Linked DNA regions of Homo sapiens: region 1 is linked to region 2. Evidence: chromatin contacts called from ENCODE Hi-C or POLR2A ChIA-PET data. All regions are on one chromosome and are shown on one strand. Each heading gives the region's core, a stretch centred on a gene start or an enhancer-like site at or near the end of the contact. The rest is flanking DNA. Distances are from core to core; before and after follow the strand shown. Region 1 overlaps KIAA1755. Region 2 overlaps DLGAP4 (DLG associated protein 4).

Evidence for each region. Hi-C counts contacts between places; a loop is a spot of excess contacts on that map. ChIA-PET counts read pairs that join two places held with the same protein, here RNA polymerase II (POLR2A).
Region 1: a loop to region 2 is called in a map of posterior vena cava, with 24 times the contacts of the local background. The contact joins two enhancer-like sites. A Hi-C loop is called at or near these places in 1 of 168 maps with a recorded cell type or tissue (posterior vena cava). POLR2A ChIA-PET finds 5 or more read pairs at or near these places in 1 of 52 experiments (AG04450).

The regions. Positions count from the first base shown.
Region 1 is chr20:38,206,791-38,210,890 of GRCh38, reverse strand. KIAA1755 reads left to right here. Exons shown (of 14, transcript NM_001029864.2): 14 at 1-388. Among named protein-coding and RNA genes, the nearest start is that of TGM2, 44 kb to the right of the region's middle. Within about 2 kb of position 1,688, at least 6 of the 41 ENCODE cell types and tissues checked have a DNase peak (open chromatin) inside an H3K27ac peak, as active enhancers do.
Region 2 is chr20:36,480,439-36,484,778 of GRCh38, reverse strand. All of the region lies in intron 7 of DLGAP4 (DLG associated protein 4), which reads right to left. Among named protein-coding and RNA genes, the nearest start is that of MYL9, 59 kb to the left of the region's middle. Within about 2 kb of position 2,623, at least 14 of the 41 ENCODE cell types and tissues checked have a DNase peak (open chromatin) inside an H3K27ac peak, as active enhancers do.

The sequences.
Region 1 (4,100 bases), core at 439-2,938, 1.7 Mb before region 2:
CAAGAGGCGTTGATCAGCCCATCTCCATCCATGCCTGTTGCCTCAGAGAGGGCCGACGGCTTTTAAAATGCTGTTGCCATAGCAACAGCATCCAGCCAGTGGGTACCACAGGCAGGGAGCCACAGAAACTGGGGTGCTGGGATGGAAACTGACTTGTGAGAGACCACAGCTACTGCTAGAAGGAAGGGGGGCAAAGCGGGCACAGGTAATCTAAGAATACTTGGGCGGGAGGAGTCCCCAAGGTTACCTTGTGCATCCCTCTGTCCCCAGAAAGAACTGTACCCCAACAATCTCTCCCCTCACTGCATCCCCTGGGGAAGAAGGGAATGCAGAAATGAAATGTCATAATGAGTAACAATGTATAAAAATATCGAATAATAACAGCTAACATTTCTTTTGCATTTTCTTTGTGCCTAGCTTTGAGCTAAATCCTCTAAAAGCTTTACAGGGCTTGTTGAATTTTTTTTACAACATTATGAGGACTGATTCCACCCTATTTTACTGAGGACAAAGCTGAAACTCAGAGAGATTTGGAGGTACCTTGCCCAGTGCCACAGTGAGGGGCAGAGCTGGACTTGATCTGGGCCTAGTTTATTGACTTTGCCCAAATATGCCCACAGTAGGGGCATGGCATGGCATGGCCTCCCCCAGAGATTCCCTGCGAGTGATGACATAGCTTTGAATCAGCAAAGCCTCAGCCCCTGAGAGACTGCTCTGAGGAGGCAGAGGCCACAGTGCCCCTCCATGGGATTTTTAAACAAAGTTTGAAGCCTGCTGTGGTGGAAGAAGATGGGCTTTCAAGGAACCCCAAGTCAGCCAGTGATGTGACTGTCAACATCCCACTGTGATGGGAACACTTTTTTCAAGCTCAAGGGGCTGGTAGGCAAGAGACAGAAAGAGAAGCACAGCCTGGAAGTCAGGCACTTCAGGTGCCACTCTGCCCTGTTGCTGATGGCCTGGTCACCCGAGGCAGGTTGCTTCCTCTCTCTGGTGCTCAGTTTACCCCATCTTTCCAATGGAGGCGTTGGATGGATGAGGATCTTTCTCATCTTGGAGAGCCCTGCTTTTGAATCCAGGCTTAACAGCCTAGTGCCTCTGAGTAGATAGGTGCTCCTCAGTTTTTCCATCTGTCCACTGGATTTGCCAAGCCTGCTGGGTCAGGAAAATAAGATCTCTGGATCCTTGTGTTCCACACCAAGACTTCTTCCTTTCCAGAGGAGTAGCCATCTTGTGAAGGAACAAAGCTTTGAAAAGACTTTTCACTGCTGGGCAGTGATGTGGGGCAGACATAGGACTGAGCCCCAATAGAAGTCTAGGCACTTTACAGTTCGCAAAGCACTTTTTGTCCATCTATTTCCCATCTGATATTTACTACAACCCTTTGGGTCACAGAAGTCATACTCTGAGATGGCCCCATTTTACAGATGGGAAGACTAAAGCCTGGAGAGGGGCAATGACTTGCCCAAGGTCACACAGCCAGGAAAGGGGCCAAGAAGGGGAAAGCACAGGGTCTGGGCCTGGTTCTGGATCAATGCCAAACCCAGGATTGTGGATGAGCGTGTGTTTTGTCAGCCACTTTGAGGTAGGCCCCTCACACCCTTGTGACACAGACAGGGTGGCTGTCACACCCACTTTAGACCCAGACAGGGTGGCTGGCTGGGGTCAGAATACAGTCTGACCTCATAAAGCAGAGATGTCCTGTTCTCCAGGGGCTGTGAATTGGCCTCCAGCCCAGGACAAATTTGCCTCGTCTCAAACCCCAGCTGAAAATAGCTCTCTGAGGCCAGAGCCAGAGAGTCCCCTGTAGGGTAAGTGCTCTGGATAGGCGGCAGGACTCTGGGGGTCCCATTGCCCTCTGCCTGGGGCATGCTGGGGAACTCTGGGTAGTCAGGTACTTCCTTAGGACCTCCTTTCCCCATCTGTGAAATGGAGGGATTAGGTCAGACCAGGAAGGAAAACTGGTGGTGTTTTGCATGTGGAATCTCTGACCTGCCCTTCCAGTCCTGCTTCCCTCTCTGTGCACTGACCATCCATCCAGGTACCCAGGCTGGAAACTTGCAAGTTGTCCTCAAACCTCCCCTTAACCCCTAAATCCACTCTCCTGATCTCTCTGTTATCTTCTACTTCTCTCTCCCTCCATCGTCCTCACCCTCATCCCAGCCTCCATCCTCTAGCCCCAGACAACTATAACAGGGTCCGCAGTGGTCTTCCTGCAGTCACTTGGATCCCCTTCATCTGTTCTCCACCCAGAAACTAGAGGGGTATTTCAAAATGTAATATAATGTCAGCCCCGCTTAACCCTGAACAGTAGCACCTCATAGCTCTCCAGATAGAAAATCCAACCTTTCTGTGATCTACAAAGCCTGTGTTGTCAGCCTCTGCCCTCCACTTCAGCCTCATCTCAATCTCCATGTCTTCTGAGTTCCAGAAGCACTAACTTGTTTTCATTTCCTCAGCCATTCCAAGCTTTTTCTGGGGTCAGGTTCCCCAGAAGTGGACCTAGGGGTGAGGATTCAGGTACAGGTGATTCATTGAAGAGGTGATCACAAGAGAAACCAGAAAGGCAAGCAGAACAGGGAAGGGAGGGAAGCCAAGGTGCAATTTCAGACCAAGTCCCTGCCTCTGCCTGACTGCGTGGGGGAACTCTGGAGGACATTTTACACCTCCAAGGCACTTCAGGCTTTCTGCAGAATCATGTGGCACAAAGCAGAGTCTGGTAGCTCCAGGGCAGACCTTGGAAGAGAGTTGCAAGTGTGGGCCCATAAAAGATAATATTCTGTATCAATAATATGTAAAAAGCTCTCACAGCTAAATACTACTATTAATAATAGTAAATTTTAAACTGGACAAAGGACCTGAATAGGCTTTTCTCCAAAGAAGATGTACAGATGGCCAATAAGCACATGACAAGATATTCAACATTACTGGCCATCAGGGAAATGCAAATCAAAACCACAAGGAGATATTGTTTCACATCCACAAAGATGGCTATAATAAAAAGACGTATAACAAGTGTTGGTGAAGATGTGGAGAAATCAGAACTCTCATACACTGCTGGTGGCAATGTAAAATGGTGCAACTACTTTGGCAAGCAGTTTGCCGGTTCCTCAAACTGTGAAACATCAAGTTATCATATGACCAAACAATTCCATTACTAGGTCAATACCCAAGAGAAATGAAAACATATCCACACAAAAATTTATACATGAATGCTTATTGAGAATTATTTCTGATAGTCAAAAAGTAGAAGCAACCCAAATGTTGATTAGCTGTTGAATGGATTTTTTAAAAACGGATTTTAAAAATATACACATAATGAAATATTATTTAGCCATTAAAAAGGAATGAAGTCACTTCCTAACATTTTACGAAGCCACTCTTATCCTGATATCAAAGCCAAATGTGGACATCACAAAGAAAATTACTAAACTTATGAATATACCTCATGAATATAAATGCAAAAATCCTCAACAAAATGCTAGCAAACCAAACATGACAGCATCTTAAAAGGATTATACAGCATGACCAAGTGGGATTTATTCTCGAAGTGCAAAGATAGCTAAACATAAGAAAATCAATCAGTGTAATATGCCAAATTAATGGAATAAAGGAAATTAAACCACACGACCATCTTAATCAATGCAGAAAAGGCATTTGACAAAACCCAATAGCTTTTCATGATAAAAACACTCAGAAAAATAGGAATAAAAGTGAACATACTCAACATGATAAAAGGCATTTATGAAAAACCCACAACCAACATCAAATTCAATGGTGAAAGACTAAAAGCTTTCTCTCTGAGGTCAGGAGAAAGACAAGAATGCCCACTTGCAGCACTGCTATTCAGTATTTTACTGTAAGTTCTAGCCAGCGCAGTTAGACAAGAAAAAGGGGAAAAAGGCATCCAACTGGAAAAGCAGAAGTAAAACTATTTATATATTTAAAAGATCAGATCTCATTATTTTATATCTCAAAAATCCCAAAGAATCCACACGAAAGCTACTACAGCTAATAAATTCAGCGAAATTTCAAGTTAGAAGATCAACACACAAAAATCAGCTGTGTTTTTATATACCAGCAACAAACAATTCAAAAAGGAA
Region 2 (4,340 bases), core at 1,374-3,873:
CTTGTTCCTTCTAGGGCTCCAGCCCCCTCCCTTGCTCCCCAGGAAGACTGTCCATCAGAGCCTCCTCTCGGAAAGGCAGGAGCCTGGTGGGAACCTTGAGGTGGAGGCAGCCAGGAGGAACTTCTAGTGGTGTCTCAGTTCCGGCTGGGTGAAAGCAGAGAAAGTCCCTTTTGGCCGGAAGGCCAGGTCTGGTTTCAGGCTCTTGGCACCAGGACACAGGTGGCAGGAGAGCTGTATCCACAGTGCAGACAGCCACCCTCCTTCAGGGGCCTGGAGCAGAGGCCTGAGAGGGACCTGCTCAGTTGCCAGAGCAATGCCTCCACCCCACCCCAGCTGCTCCTTAGGAGAGCTGCTCACTCCCCAGTTGGGGTCAAGGGTATGAGGGGCTTTTTTCCTGACATGTTGGGGTCACAGGAGTCAGAGAAGAGGTTAAGCGATGCTTCTAGGCACACCCACAGTCCAGGGCGGCAGGTCCTCAGTGGGTGGGAAGCTGTCTGCTGGCTGTCCATGACATCTCCCACTGACAGAGGGCTGGACATGAACTGGCCTAGCATGAAGCACTTTAACTATATCGGCTCACCAACTCTTCACCAGGCCTACCATTCTGATTTCAAGGAGAAAAAATAAACAAACAAAAAACCCCTGAGGCTCAGAGAAGTGAGTAGCCCAGGATTACACAGACAGGAAGTGGAAAAGCCAGAATTTGAGCCCAGGCTTTCCTCCCAGAGCCAGTGCATTTAGCTGCTCTTTAGCCACGGCCTCCAGGGCTGGGAGTTAGGTGCCACCTGCCAGAGCCTGGCTGAGATCCTGGCCAGGCCAGTTCCCCAGTCAGGGCCTAAAAGGGCCTAAATGGGCCCTTTATTCCTGGGGTCTTCAGGCAGGGTTTGACTATTTCCTGAGTGGGTTAGAGGGTGGCAGCTCTGGCTCTGCTGACCATGAGGACAGGGGCCTGGTGACCGCTGGTGCAGAACCCCAGCACATGGCTAAGGTGCCCATGCTGCCTGTCCACTGTCCTCCTTCAGGTCCTGCTTCCAGACACATGGCCCCACATGCTCTGACTCTCTCACCAGGAACACCGGAACCACTCACATGGGTTCCCAGCCACTTAGGACTTCTCCAGCGTGGCTGAGTCTGGTTCTGGGGATTCCCAAGGGGGCCTGAGGAAGGCTCTTTGGACTCTCACCCCACCCCAGGTCCCTCAGAACAGCCCCATTTCCCCTTTTTTCTCTGTACAGAATTCCCACATGTTATTCTGAGACCTACCAGACTAATTCACTCTCTCATAGTACACATAAAAAAGGACCAGGAAGGCAAATGCATGAGCTGAGGATCTGGCAGCAGAGCAGGGACCCTTGCCTGGGGCTATGAGTGTGGGAATGTTCCTGGTTTCCCCCCAGCCTGGAGAACACCAGTTCCGGGCATTCAGGGAGGCATCCTCCCGTAGCTGAGCTCTGCCTCCTCTAGCCCCTGACCACTGACCTCCAAATAGTATGTCCAAATAGCATGTAGTTTCTGAAAAACCATTTCTACTACCACTGCAGCCATATCCAGTAAGCAGCCTGTCAGGAACCATCCACTCCTCACCCATTATGTATTGGAATCTGCCACAAACATCATTTTATTTATCCTCAGAGACCCACCTGCAGAGTCTGCTCTGCCAAGAGCTCTGCTCAGTGGTCCCTGCCCCAGCCCACCCTGGACACCTTATTACCATCATCCCTAGGAATCCAAGCTTTAAAGAGATGGTAGCGCCCAAGCTACTGTTACTAAATCACGATCTTGTTGTTTATCAAAGCTATAACCATTTGGCCGGGCATGGTGGCTCATGCCTGTAATCTCAGCGATTTGGGAGGCTGAGGCAGGGGGATCACTTGAGGTCAGGAGTTTGAGACCAGCCTGGCCAACATGGTGAAACCCTGTCTCTACTAAAAATACAAAAATTAGCCGGGCATGGTATCTCATGCCAGTAATCCCAGCTACTCAGGAGGCTGAGGTGTGGGGATCACTTGAACCCGGGAGACAGAGGTTGTAGTGAACCAAGATCATGCCACTGCACTCCAGCCTGGACAACAGAGTTAGACCCTGTCTCAAAAAAACAAAAACAAAAACAAAAAAACAACCCACGAGAAGCAGGTGCTAGTAAGCAGGAGAAACCGCCCAGTTACAAAGCTGCCTCGGCTCCAGCCCAGTGCAAAAACTTGACATGTGCAGCCCGCTTGGTCTGGTGAAGGACTGAGGGTAGAGAATGCAAAATGTGGCTTTTCAAATACTGGCTGTATCATACGAGCTTTGCTGCTACCTTTCCAAAGCCCTAAGATCCCAGAGCCCAGCCTGGGAAGTATTACTTGGAAAGAGCCTCAAAAAAACTACCCTCACTTCTGGAGGGCTGATGTCAATGGAGGGCTGACTTCAAACCCTGGCGATAGGTCACAAAAGCCCGGCTTTCACCAACTGTCATAGGCTGTGTGTCCAGTGTGCAAAGCCAGACGCTGCCAGGCCCTGTGCACCTCGATTGCTGGCCTCTTTCACCATTCTGAATGACCAAGCGAATCCCAGAATAGAAAGGCAGTGTTAACAAGCTCATTCACTGGGCCTGGAGTGGCAGGTGGCATATCAGGTGACAGGAGTAGGAGCCAAGATCCCTCGGCAGCCTAGAGTTGGGATGAGACGAATAGTGCAGGACTGAATGGGGAAAACCGTGAGTTCACTTCAGGTCAGCAGAGGTAATGCTGCCTGTCTCTGTGCCAGGCACACCCGGGGGACAGAGACACAGAAAAACAGAGGGATTTTTTTTCCCTCAGAGCTTATATTAAGACCCTGAGTTTGGGAACCCAAGTAAGACAATTACACAAGAAAAGCGGCATATGTGGAAAAATGGCTTAGTGACGTCAGCTGACCACAGACACTGAGGATGCACTGTTACAGGAAAGTCACAGGACCAGAGAGGGCGCAGTCCCCACTGAACTCTGGATAATACTGAGGGTATCATAGGTAATTCCAGGCAAGGGATATCGTCAAACTGGAACCTGAAGACAGAAGGTGATCCACACAGGGAGAAGTCTCAACTCCACCCCATTCCAGCAAATGCTTATTTACAGAGGGAAAGCCATGCACAGTGCCAGCCACTAGGGACCCAGAATGAGTAGTCCTTGTCCTCAAGAAACCCATAGAAATGTGGAGATGACAATGAAAAGCCTCCTCCACTGACTGGGCACTGTGGCAGCCATATGGAGTTGCATGAGAAAGCCCAGGACTGATTCAACAAGTGATTAGTGTGTCTGGGACGGACTTGTCACAAACGGGGCGTGTGACACATATGCACCAAAAGTTGTGCTTAGCGTAAAGTGAGGGATGGCTTGGAGAGGCTAGGATGGTCACCCTGGAGAAGAGAGACAATTTAAAAGGGCATGGCTACTGTCCTCAAATACCTAAAAGACTGTCAAATACACATGTAGCCCCAGAGGGTCACACTACAATCAGAGGGGAAAAGGAAGGTGGGGATTGTTAATGGAAGTAAATTTTGACTAATTATAAAGAGGAGCTTTCTAAGAAGCAGAGCTGGCCAAAGATGGAAGAAGGACCTAGAAAATGGCCAGCCAGGCTAGACACAGGCAGGATGGATGCCAGGGAGGAAACTGAAGTCCCCATGGGTGTGACTTTTAAGATTCCTACCGGGCCTGAGACGCTCTTTGCCCTTCTACTTTACATCCAGTTCTGGACGTGATACCACACATCATCTTTGTGTGCATGACATTCATAGTTCAACATTTTTTTTTTGAGACAGTCTCACTGTCATCCAGGCTGGAGTGCAGTGGTATGATCACAGCTCACTGCAGCCTTGATAGCCCGGGCTCAAGCAATCCTCTCACCTCAGCCTCCCAAGTAACTGGAACCACAGGGGTGCACCACCATGCCTGGCTAATTTTTTTAGTTTTTGTAGAGATGAGGTCTCACTATGTTGCCCATGCTGTACTAGAACTCCTGGGCTTAAGCAATTTTTCCACCTAGGCCTCCTGAAGTGCTGGGATTACAGGCGTTGAGTTACCGTGCCCAGCCAACTTTTTGTTTAGAGACAGGGTTTCACTCTGTCACCTAGGCTGGAGTACAGGGTGTGATCATAGTTCACTGTAGCTTCAACTTCCTGGGCTCAAGTGATCCTCCCACGTCAGCCTCCCGAGTAGCTAGGACTACAGACATGTACCACTGCTCCTGACTAATTTTTTTAATTTTAATTTTTTGTAGAGACAGGGTCTCACTATGTTGCCCAGACTGATCTCAAACTCCTGGGCTCAAGCCATCATCTCACCCTGGTCTTCCAAGTGCTGGGATTACAGGCGTGA